Linked DNA regions of Homo sapiens: region 2 is linked to region 1. Evidence: chromatin contacts called from ENCODE Hi-C or POLR2A ChIA-PET data. All regions are on one chromosome and are shown on one strand. Each heading gives the region's core, a stretch centred on a gene start or an enhancer-like site at or near the end of the contact. The rest is flanking DNA. Distances are from core to core; before and after follow the strand shown. Region 1 holds the start of SYNE3 (spectrin repeat containing nuclear envelope family member 3). Region 2 holds the start of C14orf132 (chromosome 14 open reading frame 132).

Evidence for each region. Hi-C counts contacts between places; a loop is a spot of excess contacts on that map. ChIA-PET counts read pairs that join two places held with the same protein, here RNA polymerase II (POLR2A). Pooled maps may share reads with other maps.
Region 2: a loop to region 1 is called in a map of CD4-positive, alpha-beta T cell, with 6 times the contacts of the local background. The contact joins the promoter of C14orf132 here to the promoter of SYNE3 in region 1. A Hi-C loop is called at or near these places in 1 of 168 maps with a recorded cell type or tissue (CD4-positive, alpha-beta T cell) and 1 of 50 pooled maps. POLR2A ChIA-PET finds 5 or more read pairs at or near these places in 1 of 52 experiments (activated CD4-positive, alpha-beta T cell).

What each region holds. Positions count from the first base shown.
Region 1 is chr14:95,510,985-95,517,899 of GRCh38, forward strand. It overlaps SYNE3 (spectrin repeat containing nuclear envelope family member 3), which reads right to left and starts at 5,666. Exons shown (of 18, transcript NM_152592.6): 1 at 5,612-5,666. SYNE3-AS1 (SYNE3 antisense RNA 1) reads left to right here and starts at 5,136. Exons shown (of 2, transcript NR_188030.1): 1 at 5,136-5,236; 2 at 6,020-6,915. RefSeq lists silencers at 5,068-5,362, 5,112-5,921.
Region 2 is chr14:96,037,516-96,044,692 of GRCh38, forward strand. C14orf132 (chromosome 14 open reading frame 132) reads left to right here and starts at 1,847. Exons shown (of 2, transcript NM_001252507.3): 1 at 1,847-2,012. The coding sequence starts at 1,986. RefSeq lists silencers at 1,697-1,886, 1,907-1,956.

The DNA.
Region 1 (6,915 bases), core at 4,416-6,915:
TGGCCCGCCCAGGCTGGGCTGGGCTGCGGAATTTCAGCATCTAAGGAGTGAAGAATGTGCTCATAGCACAATGCACTGAAAACAAAAGTGGCTCATCCTTTCCACTCCCGCTCTGGATGAAAGTCCTGCTCCATCTTCACCTGCTGCGTGATTTGGGTCAAGGCACTGAACCTCTCTGAACCTGCTTCCCCCACTGGAAAATGGAAATAACCATAACTGCAGCACTCAATTGTTTTGGGAATCAAGTACGCCTGCAAAAAATAGGATGAGTGAGAGGAGCTCTTTCCTAAGAGGACTTCCTGTAGGAAAGAAGATTCTAAGCACTGCTTCTGTGTTTTCTTTGAGGATGTTTCTGTTCATGTAAGTTCTAGAAATGTGTGGTTCCATCGTAAAATGTAACTCTCTTCTGACTTTTTAAAAATAAAATGATCCTGGGCCAGGCGCGGTGACTCACGCCTGTAATCCCAGCATTTTGGGAGACCGAGGTGGGTGGATCACGAGGTCAGGAGATTGAGACCATCCTGGCCAACAAGGTGAAACCCTGTCTCTACTAAAAATACAAAAAAATAATAATAATAAAATTAGCTGGGCATGGTGGCATGCAACTGTAGTCCCAGCTACTCAGGAGGCTGGGGCAGGAGAACTGCTTGAACCCGGGAGGCAGAGGTTACGGTGAGCTGAGATCACACCACTGCACTCCAGCCTGGGAGACAGAGCAAGACTCCTTCTCAAAAAATAAATAAATAAATAAATTAAATAAAATAAATAAAATGATCCTATCAGTTTAATCTCAGGTATACTTCCCGTCTCTCTCCCTGAGTGCCCTAAGGAGGAGCCTTGTGACCCAAGACTCTCACTGGTCTGTCTGTCGGGTGGTGTCTGCATGAGAGTCACACAGCTGTGGCAGCCTGGAGAGAAGTGTATTCCCTACGTGTGTGACCTCGGCCAGGACACTTCGTTTTGTTATAAAACCAGTAGATTGGTCCAGGTGACCTGAGGTTCCTTCCAGCTCAAATATTTCAGGATTTTATGATTCAGAAGCATAAATCATTAGGCCAGGACCTTTAAAAATCCTGTTGATCATCTGAGGTCATAGAGTGTTATTATTATCTTACTTGTTGTATGATTTGGGAAGACAGAGATCATGTCTCCTACATTAAAGATCGTGTCTCCTACATAAAGATTTATGACACATAAAATCATGTGTCATACAACAGAATTTTTTGCTTTATTTTTTAAATCCAGCCAGATTAACATTGGAATCTGAGGAGAGAGGCAGATTTTCTAAGAAAGCATCTGAAAATGCTCCACATGATCTTTTAATTTCATTTGTATTATGTAAGATTATATATATATAATGGAATATATGCGCCTCCTATTTGTAAATAATGAAGCATAAAAATATTTAAAAATAACGCCCTTAGCCAGGCATGGTGGCACATGCCTGTAATCCCAGCTACTCAGGAGGCTGAGGCAGAACAATGGCTTGAACCTGGGAGGTGGAGGTTGCTGTGAGCTGAGATTGTGCCACTGCACTCCAGCCTGGGCAACAGAGTGAGACTCTGTCTCAAAAAAATAAATAAATAGGCTGGGCACGGTGGCTCATGCCTGTAATCCTAGCACTTTGGGAGGCTGAGGTGGGCAGATCACGAGGTCAGGAGATCAAGACCATCCTGGCTAACACGATGAAACCCCGTCTCTACTAAAAAAAAAAATACAAAAAATTAGCCGGACGTGGTGGTGGGCGCCTGTAGTCCCAGCTACTCGGGAGGCTGAGGCAGGAGAATGGCGTAAACCCGGCAGGTGGAGCTTGCAGTGATCCGAGATCAGGCCACTGCACTCCAGCCTGGGTGACAGAGCAAGACTCTGTCTCAAAAAATAAATAAATACATACATAAAATAAATAAAAAATAACACTCACAAGCCTACCACTGGACTGAAGAAACAGAACATAATGGATCCCACTGAGAGTGAAACAGACATCTCCCTGATCAATTACCCACTTCTCCCCAAAGATAATCACCTTGATTTTGCATTATCATTCCCTTGCCTTTTTCTTTTTTAAACCAGCTTAACTTTGTGAAATAGAATCTACGTATAAAGGCATGTATAAAACATACATGTAATTAGCCAGTAACTACAAAGTGATCTCCTTTGTAACTGCCCCCCCGACTCTCCTGATCCTCTCTCACCTTTCCTCAGCACGCGTGGTAATGCTTGGCTTTTATTTAAGCTAATCACCTTCTTGCTTTTTGTCGTCATTTTACTTCTCAGCTATGTGTCACTAAACAACTCATTGCTTAGTTTGGTTGTGTTTTGAGCTTTTATAATTGCCTTAGCAGTTCTCCATGGAGATGCTAGGATTCTCTATACCACGTCTGCAGCCTAGAAACCCAGGCGAGAGATCCAGGCTGCACTCTGGTGTTACAATGATAGTAGAGGGTTAGTAATAATAAAAACCATCAGTCCTATTTATGGTGTGCCCGCACCATGCCGGGCATTCTGCTAAAGCATCATCCCCAGTTACCTCAATTATCTTCGCAGCAACCCCAAAAGGGAAGTATTTCAAGAGGTCAAAATTAGGGCATCAGCTTCCCAAACTTGTCCCCCGTCCACTTCCTAGCTTCCTAGCTGCTCAGCCCCAGAACATCATCCCTAAGTCCTAAAGCAAAGGTTCCTTTCAGGATGGGAGGGTCAGGAAACACTGCTGCTCCTGGGTTCCTATCTTTGTGGTCCAGTCAGGCTGCTTAGATTATATATATATATATATATATATATATATATATATTCAGAATCCATATTCTTTTCCAGCAAGTACTGATGACTTAATGAAGACAAGCATCCTGTCCGGTCAGTACTGTTTTCCCAGTGATGAACGTACAACTTTGTCCTTGGATTGTCTAAGATAGGCCATGTGGTGCCAGGAAGAGCATCAGGTCAAAAGCCCTTAGTTCTAATCCTGGCTGTACCACATCCAGCCGCTGGATATCAGCCTTCTCATCTGTAAATGGGCAAGCAATGACAGCCTTGCCTACTACCAGATCCTAGGAGGTGAGAGGCAGGAAGAGCTTTGGAAGACCCCACGAACACATTTGAGTCCCTCTGTAGGCTTCTCTAGAACCCTTCAGAGTTGAAAGGGGTGACCAGGAACCTGGGAAAGAGTCCCAGGGCAGCCCAGGGTTGGAGCTTCAGGGCCAAAGTGGTTAACTGAAAATATTCATTATCACCCCGCCCAGGCTGGAGTCCCCTGGCTTCCAGTTTTGAAGCAGAGGTCAGCTAGGCGGTGTAGGACACTGCTCCTGGGTTGACCAATGGGCCACATCAATGGGTCAGCTGTTTGGGGTCAAGAGCCTCCTGCCCTCCCTGGGGCCAAGGGCCAGCTTTCAGTGCTGGGAGGACCATGAGGGGGGTGAGCCAGGACTACCCACCATTGACAGACAAGGGGAAATCAAGGCAGGGAGAAGAGGGGCAGAGGCAGAGCAGAGGGGAACCCAGGTATCCCGACGAGGCCCCTTCGCCTCAAACTGTGACACCTTCTCACATGTGCTGTGTCTGACACCATACAAAATGCTGATCAGGGCAAAGCTCGTTTAGTGCTCATGAGGCCCTGCGAGGCAACACCTGCCGTGCTATGGTTAGCCCCTTTCCACGGGGAAGGACGCTGAAGCTCTGAAAGGTGAAGCAACTTTCCCAAGGCTACACAGCCAGGAACGGGCTAAGGCAGGACTGGACTCAGGCAATCCAACTTGACTGCCCCATTCCTAACAGCTGGACAATGCGGGAAGCCTAGCTGCCCAGTGGGTTCCCAAAGGCTCCAGGGTGCTTTTGACGTTGAGCTGGGCCTGCCCAGTCTTGCCTCCCGGGGCCGCCAAGCCAGGGCCCCCCGGCAGCCCGCTCCAGGCTGCATCACAAGGCAAAGGGGCTGCCCAGGCATGGCCAGGTCCATGGCTGCTGGAGAGCATGCAAAGCACCCGAGCAGGAGCCTTGTTCCCATGGAGACAGACAGAAAGGACTCCAACTCACTCTGAAGTGTACCTGCAGGGAGCCAGGTGCCAGACTGTACCTGGAGGCAGAAACCTGAGCCTGGATTCTCACCACTTCCCTCTGTGCCACCAACACATCCTCAGGCCTTCTTCTCAGGACCCCCAGCAAGACACGAGTTCCAGAAATAAGACATCCCAGCCCACTTCCCGCTCAGCCACCCCCAGAGGGGCCTCTCTGGTTGAAAACAACGCCTGGGGCCAGCAGGCTTGGCACAGCTGTGGCTGTCAGCCTGCCGAGCACCGTCCGGCCTGAGGAATGTGCAGACCCACATGTGCTGGAGCATCCCGCTGGGGCACAGTGACAGGAAACTGAGCAAAACAGCTCGTTGGCACTGATATGCCCCTCCCACCTCCCAGCTCCTGACTCCTATGGGCTGTTGGCTGCCCTGGAAGTGCAGGCGGCAAGCCCAGGCCCTTCAAGAGAGCCAGGCAGTGTGGCTCTGGGCAAATCACTCCCCCTCTCTGGGCCTGTTTCTGCTTCTCTTGGTGGATGAAGGACGCTGTCCTGCCAAGCTCAGAATGGCAGTGATTTTATGACATGCTCTCCTTTCTGGGAGGACGGTCCATTCTCCTCATGCCCTCATTCATGTGGGATGGGGCATGCCCCCAAGACACATCAAGCTATCCCACTAGCAGCCCTTGGCTGTAGAAAGCCCCCCCACCCAGTGCAGGGATAAGGGTGACCCTTCAGAGTTGAAAGGGGTGACCAGGAACCTGGGAGAGTCCCAGGAAAGCCCAGGGTTGGAGCTTCAGGGCCAAAGTGGTTAACTGAAAATATTCATTATCACCCCGCCCAGGCTGGAGGCCCCTGGCTTCCAGTTTTGAAGCAGAGGTCAGCTGGGCGGTGTAGGACACTGCTCCCGGGTTGACCAATGGGCCACATCAATGGGTCTGCTGTTTGGGGTCAAGATCCCAAGACCCCAGGGGAAGTCAACATCCATCTGAGGCTCTCTCAGGCCCTGCAAGCCATCTCTGGCCTCACTGCCCTCCCCTTTAGAAATGTGGGAATGAGGCTCAGAGAGGTTGAGCTGCTTGCCAAGTTTGCATAGCCAAAAGGCGTCTGAACGAAACTGAGCATTCGGGGTTGGACTTCCCCTCTTCGCCGCCTGCTCTGCTCTCCCAGGCACTACTGAGCGCGCTCGCGGTCGCCAGGAGCGGATTGGGCCCCCGCCGCGCGCAAGCCTTGGTGACAGGTCAGCCCGCCCCTAGGGGAGGCAGAGGGAAGCCCCGAGGAGGCACCCGGCCCGCTGGGGCGCGCTGCCCGGGGCTTTAGGGCTTTTTCTTGTGGGCCGGCCGAAGCTCCCCGGGGTTGAAAGGAAAGGCTCGGGAATTTCGCAGCCAGCACAGAACGGTTGGATTTAAACTAAAAATACCCGCCCGCCCGCAGCTGTCACGCCGGGGCCCCCGCCCCCGCGCCGGGCGCGCCTCCCCAGGTCCCCCAGACTTTCGGCGCCCCCGATTCCCGGGGCTGTGTCAGAGCTGGGCCAGGGGCTGAGGACCCCACCCGCCCGGCCCCCGGCCCCCGGCCCCCGGCCCCAGGCCTGGCCTCCCGGCCCCGTGCCACTTACCCTCCCGGAGCGTGGAGGAGCGCGGCGCCGCGGGTAGCTGGGGCCGAGCCTCCTTCCCTCCTCCCTGCGTCCCGGGCGGCTCCGGGGCGGGGCAGGGCTGGGGCGGGCCCGGACACCGCGAGTACCCCCGCCCCCGCCGGGACCCGCCCGGTGGCCCCGCGGGAGAGGCCGCGCCCCTCTCCGCACGCGCTCAGCGGAGGCCCCGGGTGCGCAACCCCAGCCCGGCGGACATCCTGCGTGGCCCCGGGGACCAGGGCCGAAGAAAAGCCTCACCGCTCCCTGTCGCGGACCCGGGGCGGGGGTTAAGGGGGGGGTCCTGTCCACGCTTGCCTGGAAAGCAGCCCGGAGCCCTGGCCCCTGTCTGTCTCCCCGACACACACACAGCCACCCACCCTCTTCTCATCCTAGGGGATGGCGCGGAGCTGCCTCTCCGGGAAAGTTGGATCTGTGCGCCCAGACATGGAAAAGGGATTAGGACACCGGCAGATCTTGCCCTCACAGAGCGGAGGTGGGGGCCTTGGAAGGGGCACACCGCCCGTAGGCGCGAAATCCAAGAAGAAAATGACACTCATCAGCCAGCCTCGCGCGGGGAGAAAGGGCGGGGTGGGGGGTAGTGGCACCCTGCCCGTCCTCTCCCACCCCCACAGTCCGGGCCCACAGTCCAGGAGTCACAAGGGATGTGAATCCCCAGGCATAATGTGAACCCCCAACAAACCCAAGGCCTCAGAATGCGCCTCACCTCTCCCTCCCCACCAGCAGAAACATCCTCCCACTCTCCCAACCCCTGCTCCAGCCACGCCAACCCTTTAACCTTGTCCCAGAATGTCTAAACTGTATCTGCCTCTGTGCCTGTGCACATGAAGTTGCCTTGGCCCGGCGTTTGCTCCACAGCCTTCTGCCAAACTCCTACTGCTTGATGGCTGGAAGCCTTCGCACCCTGGCGCTCTCCTCCCAGGTCAGCAGTCACTGGCCTTCCTGTGCATCCAGCCCAGCTTTGAACAGTCCTGGGCCCCAACCCTTATCTTTTTCCGAGTAATTACATGGTTGCATGATTGGCTTCACCGCCTCTGGATCAGATGAGCGCTACTAATGAAGGATACAAGTTGTAAAACTAGGTTTTATGTGAACTCCAGTCATCACAGTTTAGGTGCGGCTAGCGATTTTACAGATGCGGGGTTAGTAACTGGCCCAAATCCAGGGCTTCCGGGATGCTGTTTTCCTTTTTTGTTTCTTAGCAGGGATGGCAGATGTTTGTAGAACAGATCCGTGTAAAAGTCAGTATCCTAAGAGATTAAATTGTAAAG
Region 2 (7,177 bases), core at 597-3,096, 520 kb after region 1:
CACTGAAAAACAATATACGTCAACTACACAAATAATGCTGAGAAAACAACAAAGAAGACATGGAAGAGCAAATTTAGAGCAATTTAATTTTTCTACAAAGGGTTAAAGCAGGTAATCTATAAAGGTAAAACTATAAAGAAAAGCAAGAGAATTGACAAGAGTGAATACTAAATAGGATGGAGGTGACCCTGGAAAGGGGGCAGGTAGGAGATGCCTTTGGAGAGATACACAGTAGGACTTCACGACTGTTTTTTATTGTTCCACTTTTTAACCTATGCAAGGCTATATTATTTTTCAAATTGCACACACACAACCTATACGCCCTTTTATTGTGAAGTATGCCGTGTACATAATATTTCTTACAGCAGACGGGGAGCCCTGGGCAGTTCTGGGCAGGCTGCTTTGCTATTGGCCACAGGAAGGGTGGGAGGAGGTGGGCGGCTCTTGGCATGGACTGTTTGGGCAGGCCCCGTGTGGACTAGGCTGGGAGGTGGCAGGAATGATGGGTGTGGTGAGTGCAGTACTGGCTAAAAACAGGGAGGGAAGGGAGGGCCAGGGAACTGGAGGGTTTAGAGACCAGAGGAGGAAGGGAGGAGGCAAGCATGACAGGAAAAGTGAAAAGAGAAAAGAAAGAAAAAAGTGGGGGGAAGGGGAGAGAAGGAGAGAAGGAAGAGGAGGAAGAAAAGGAGGGAGAAAGGAAGGGAAGGAAAAGAAAAGAAAGGAAAGTTACAGGAAAGATAACACTGAAAGCCTTCTGTAGGTCAGTGAGGTTCTGGTCCCATTCCCATAGCCACAGTCCCTACTGGGCCCCCAGCTGCCGGGGGACCTTGAACAAACCCCTCCATCTCCCTGTGCCACAGCTTCCTTGCCTGTGACAAAGTCTGGGAGTCCCAGGCTGCCCCTCACAGAGGCTCGTGATGACCATGAGTGTAAAGTACCTGGAAGAGACATCACCCAAAGGGACCAGTCGTACTCACTGAGACTCCTTAGAGTACAGCTGGTTCCCTCCCAGTGAGCCCCCGGAGGGCAAAGCCTCCACGTGTCACCAAGTCTGTGGTGTCCACCACACACACACACACACACACACACACATACAGAGCAATGGGCCCCTGTGGGCGTCTCTTCTGTTCCCCTTACTTGAACTGTGGCACCTGCATGATTTTCGATACTGGTTTGAGCTGAGAGCCATGGAGTACCCGCTGTGCAACCTGAGCACCGTGCGGTCCTCGAAGACACCACTCACAGCCTCGTCTCTATTGGATGATTAGCCATGTTAGGGCTCTCATTTATTGAGGACACCGCGTGCTATATTCCCTATCTCATTTAATTATTCGGTTCTGTATTCTCTTTTCACAGATGAGGAAATCTAGGCTCAAAGACACTATCTTGCTCAAGCTGCACAACAAAGCAGGGCTAGGATTAAACCTCGTTCTGCCCAGATGCCGAGCCGGGAGTACACCGGACTCTGGGAGGAGCGTTGGCGTGGAAAGCCAGGTCACTCCGATCTTGGTCCTCAGGCTCGGGATAACGTGTCAGCCCCAAGAGAGCGCTGCCCACAGCCCCGGGTGGGTTGGGTTCAACTGCACGGGGCGGGGCGCCAACAGCTCAGGACTTGGGTTGCAGGCTGGTTCTTGCACCAACCAGCGGGGCGGCCTCGGGCCTCAGTTTCCCCATCCCGCCCACGAAGGGAGGCGATTGCGAGCGCTTGGGGTTTCTGACGGACCCCGCCCCGGGGGTGGGGCGGGGAGTGGTCACGTGGAGGGGCGCCCCGTCCGCCGAGCCCCGCCCCACCCCGCCCCGCCCGCCCCCGCGCTCGGGGCCCTCCGCCTAGTAGAGATCTGGAGCCAGAAGCCCAGAGACAGCCGAGTGCGCCGTGCGGTCTCCGGACGCTCGCTGCTCAGCCCGATCCCCGCCAACTGTGCAGGCGGCTGACCCGCAGCGGCAGCGGCAGCAGCGAGGACTCGAGCGCTGGCTGCAGCGACACCATGGATCTCTCCTTTATGGCCGCGCAGGTAACGGGGCGTCCCCCCCACGCGCCCCGGGCCGCCAAGTTTGGGGAGGTTCGGGGCCACGGTCTCGCCCTCCACGCTGGGGCTGGGCAGTGGCGCCCGCCCGCGATCCGCGTCCCGGTCCTTTGTCCCGAGCCGGACACCCCCACTTGGTGCACGCGTCGGGGGCGGCGATCGCGGCTCTCCCGGGGTGGGGCGGGCTGCGCGCCCCGCACCCCCGCGGCTCGAGCTGTTCCCGCCCGGGCCCCTCTCGTTGGCAGGAAGGCTGCGAGGAGCCTGGGCAGCCCGAGTCGCCCCCTTCTGCCCATCCCCCACTGCTGTCCCCCTTCTGGGGTCCCGGAGCCCTCCAAGGCCGGGCCAGCTCAGACCCGCGCGAACGTGGATGGGCACACAGTCTCGCCCTTCCCCACTCTGTTTTCCCGAGGCGCCAGTAATCTGTCTCTTGCCGGTGACCTCGGGCGCCCCCTTTGCCGCCGCCTGAGGAAGGCTCTGAGACCCGCTTTGTGACCGTGACCCGCCAAGCGTCGACGCGCCGCGGTCGTTTGTCCTGTTTTGCTTTGTGTAGAGTCTGATGGAGCCACCAGTGCCCAGCGCGGCCAGAACCCCCCCACCCCCCTCCCCGACACAAACAGGCTCCCAGTGGCCGGAAAAACAAATCTCTCACAGCTTGAATTTTCCTCCGGCAGAATGCCCTGGAGTTCTGAGCTTGGGTGATGATTCTATTTCTGTGCCTTAACTCTCTTGAGCCAGAACAAAGACAAATCCCGGATTTCTCCATCAGTCTGTGACCCTAGAGAAGACCCAGAGCTGGCTCCAGGGAAGGGCTGCGTTTGGCCTGGGAGAGTAAGTCCCAATCTACCAAAGCCACATCTTGCACCTTCTCTGGTTGTGTTGGTTGGTTATGGTGGGAGCAGAGAGGTCGGGAGGCCACCCAGGCTCCCTTCTGTCTCCAGGGTGTGTGGCAGGGACCCCATCTGCTGCTGTTTTCTTTTACAGGGAACGAAGTTTGAGGGGACACTTGCTTTTTCCCCAAGCTTCACCTGTAGTGGAAGCCTGTTTAAAAAGTGACAGCAAAATCCAGACTGTGTGTGGACAGCGAGTCTGCAAATGGAGGCTTAAAAGATGCGGAAGCCCCAAGTTAGTTCTGGGGGTCTAGATCCTGGCTCTCCGGCAGCCCCTTAAGTTTTCCATGATGCTAATTGCCCTTCTGAGTATCGCTGGCCCTTTTTTTTTTGCCTGATTTTACATCTCCTGTGCCTAAATCCATACTTATAAAAATTGTCATGTAAACATCATTTTAGATAATGATGGTTTTAGCTACATGAAAACTAAGGAGGCTTTCCAGGATTTATTTCTAGACTGGAGAAGAACTGTGTCTGCCTTCCCCTCTGGATCCCACTGAACCTCCGGAATTTCCATGGTTAACAAGATAAACTGATCCCTGCTAACCCTGGAGCTGGCTGGAGCATCAGTTGCTGCCATGGCAACTTGACGAAATAAATACAGGGCTTTTTAACGTCTTCAGGCAGAATCTGCCCAGAGACCAGGTTCCTATTTTTCCTTTTTTGTTTACAATTCACATTCCACTCGGTCAATGTATTCTCCTTGACACATTTTTGACACTGGTTACATGCGCAGTACTGTGCTAGCTGCAAGGAACAGAAACATGAAGTACCACACATATGAGAACAGACGCTAAGGTTTGTTGAGCACCTACTATGTGCCAGACGCTGGGTGCTTGGCATATTTTATCACAGCAAATCCTTACAAGTCCATGACGGAGGCCCCATTTTACAGGTCAGGACACTAAACGAGATTAAATAATTTGCCCAAGAGCATGCCATTTGCAAGGAGGAGAACTGGATTTCACATCTGGGCCTGAGTATCTGCAAAGGGTTTTCCACCTTATTGCTTCATCCTGAGAAAGATACGATGTAAGGTACAGGACAGATCTATTTCAGAATGATTTCTCTCTTCTCTTCCCTCTGGGAAGTGGGCTTACTATTGTGCCTTTCTAGTAGATTGCTTTCTGCTGTTGATTCATCCCATTATCCCCATAAGGATGGGAACTGTTACTTCCCTACCTGCAATACTTCGCAGTGCTTGGCTGGAGCAAGTGCTCAGACCCTGCTCCTGGTGTGTCCTGTGGCCACCAGGTGTGTGTGACAGTCACTGTCTCTCTGTGCAGTCTTTCCCTCAGCAGGGGGCAGTTTGCAGCGAAATGTTGGTGCATCCATCCACTTGCTCAGCAAATGTCTAGTACCTGCCTTGTGACAAGCTCCGTATCAGGCACTGGGACAGGGATCCTGTGGGACAAACTTGAATAGGACGTAGATTTTCTTTCTGCATGTTTATAAAAGCTTCAAGAAATGATGGGCCCGGCTAAGACACAGAGGGGAATGGCTAAAGGGCTGGGCTGGGTTGAAGAAGGTGCCCAGCACGTAGTAGGTCCTCAAGTATTTATTAGAGGATTGGATGAGGACAAGATGTATGTTCATGAAAAGACATTAACAGGAGAAGATGGTGAATTCAAAGTGTCAAATGCCAATGCCACTGAACAGCTGTCATCATCAGGACTTTGAGAATGGGGGCTGAAGATGGATTAGAACTGTAGGCATATATCTCCTGGTGGGCCTGGGAGTTAAGACTGTTCTAGGTGGAGAGATATCGAGATAGCGAAGTCCAGAAAATATTCACAGAGTTCTTCAGAAAGCTAGAGGATGGGGTGCAGGAGGGCTGGGAGACAGAGGCCAGGGCCAGATTATAGAAGGTGCTGATTGCTGGGGTGAGAAGTTTGCATCTAATCAGTAAGGCAGTGGGAGCCATTGCAAGTTATTGAGCAGGAGAATGGCATATAGTTGAAGCAGTCCCTTGGGAAAACCTCAGCCCCTGTAGAGGATAGAAGCTGGAGGGATTCCTGGGGCTGGGCATGCATGCTTGTGTGATTAACTAAGTCAGTGAAACCAGATCCACGTGACTCCAAGCCCACGTTTCTTCTTCCCCATGTTGTTAAATGTGATTCCTGTTTTTGGCTTAAGAAGACCCAGAACACATAAGCCATTTTAGAAAGATTTTCCACTCAAAAGCTAAGCATTAAATAGATATCCTCTTTGGGTGTACAGAGTAGACACCAGTTATCTGGCAAATCCTCTTAGACAGAGGTGCCCTCCCTGGTGCAGTACACGTGGCTGTATGACAGTGTAAGAGAGGCTGCAGGCACTGAGAGTGTGCTCGTGGACCCCATCTTACTTCTGAGCCCTGGAGGCTCCCAGTTGCCCTCTCCCCTACCCTGGAAACACCCCAGCCCCACTCCACACAGTGCCTGAGTCTCTGGTGACTCTGGAGGATGTGAACAGTGAAAAAGGCCATTCATTTCTCTTAGGCCAGGAGTGGCCAAGAGGACAGGGCCACCTGGATGTCCAGTGGGCTGGGGACAAGGCGAGAATCACAGTCTTTTAGGACTGAGTCCAAAATCCCTGTTTCATTGGCAGGATCACGCATGTTCAAAGACAGCCGCCATGCATTCCCTGTCTCCCTCCTGGACATGCTTGCTGCCCACCACTTCAAGAGCTGGAATCTGATTCTTCTCCCCTTAAATCTGGGACTGTCCTTGGTGAAGAGAAAGTCTAGTGGCTTTCTTGGTGAAGAGAATGCAGTATTGGTGACATTCTGTGGCCAAGTCCTAAAAAGCCTTAGCTTCCACTTGGGCCCGTTGGGATGCTCACTTGCTCCAGGGGAAGCCCACATCATCCAAGAAGTGCAGTGACACAGAGGCACATGCTGGGGGAAGGGAGCGAACATTTCAGGAACGTTCTGCATGCTAAGCCAGCACTCATTATGGGGGAATGGGATGGACAACAGAGACAGGAGGGCTCCTTCACTTGTTCTTATGGCGTAACTCTCCTGTTAAAGCATGCCTCGGGTCTAAAAGCTCAACCTTCTTTTTGTCTTGCACTGTCCCGTCCCTGCAGTGAGTGGTTTCAAGCCAGTGGTTCTCAAATGTTGTTGCCATTAGAATCACCTGGGAGCTTTCAAGAGTCCTGCTGCCCAGGTCTCACCTCCGATACTCCCATCAGATTCTAGGGGTGGGAGCCAGGCACCAGCACTTTCCTTGCATTCCCCAGCTGATCCCAGTGGTCAATGAAGGGTGAGACTCAGAGTGTAAGCCCACCCTATAGGATACATCCACCCTCCCACTTCTCCCTCCCTGGATGAAACAGATCCCTGGCTCTCTGGTCACCCTTAGGCCATTAAAAACTCATGTGGTCACTGGAAGTCACCTAACACAGTATCGATTCAGCAACTTAAAATGTTTGGGCCCAGAGTGACATAGCCTTGGAACTTGCTCCAAAACTGAGCTTCTCCCTCTCTCCAGGCCACACCTGCCAGAGGTGGGAAACCTGTAGTTGAGGTGGGTGCCTTTATTATTCCCATCATCAAGAAAGGGAGATTTGGAATGAATAGCCAGGGAGGCTCAGCCGGCAAACAGAGGGCCAGGAGCGGAGCCACATCCACTGATGCAGGACCATCCTTCCATGTCACCGCAGTACCCCTGCAAGAGCTGGGGGGGCCAGGGACCCTCTGTGGATCAGCTTCATCCTCTGATCCATCCAGGCGGTTGTGTTTGTGTACATTTTTATTTTATTATCATTATTCTTTTTTATTTTGAGACACGGTCTTGTTCTGTTGCCCAGGATGGAGTGCAGTGGTGCGATCATGGTTCACTGCAGCCTTAATCTCCCAGGCTGAAGCAATCTGCCCACCTCAACTGCCTGAGTCTCTGGGGCTACAGGCACATGCCACCATGGCTGGCTAGTCTTTTAAAAATTATCTTTAGTAGAAATGAGGTCTCATTATATTGCCCAGGCAGGTCTAGAGCTCCTGGGCTCAAGCGATCCTCCTGCCTTGGCCTCCTGAAGTGCTGGGATTACAGGCATGAGCCATTGTACCCAGCTGTGTACATTTTTAAACAAATTCTTGAACCAATCTCTATTAGTTTCCTAAGGCTGTGATAAATTACTACAAACTGGGTGGTTTAAAACAACAGAAATTCATTCTGTCATGGTTCTGGAGGCTGGAAGTCCACAATCCAGGTGTCAGCAGGGCCAAAGTAGTCTCTCTGAAGGTGCTGGGGGTGGGGGTGGAATCTGTTCCAGGCCACTCTCTTG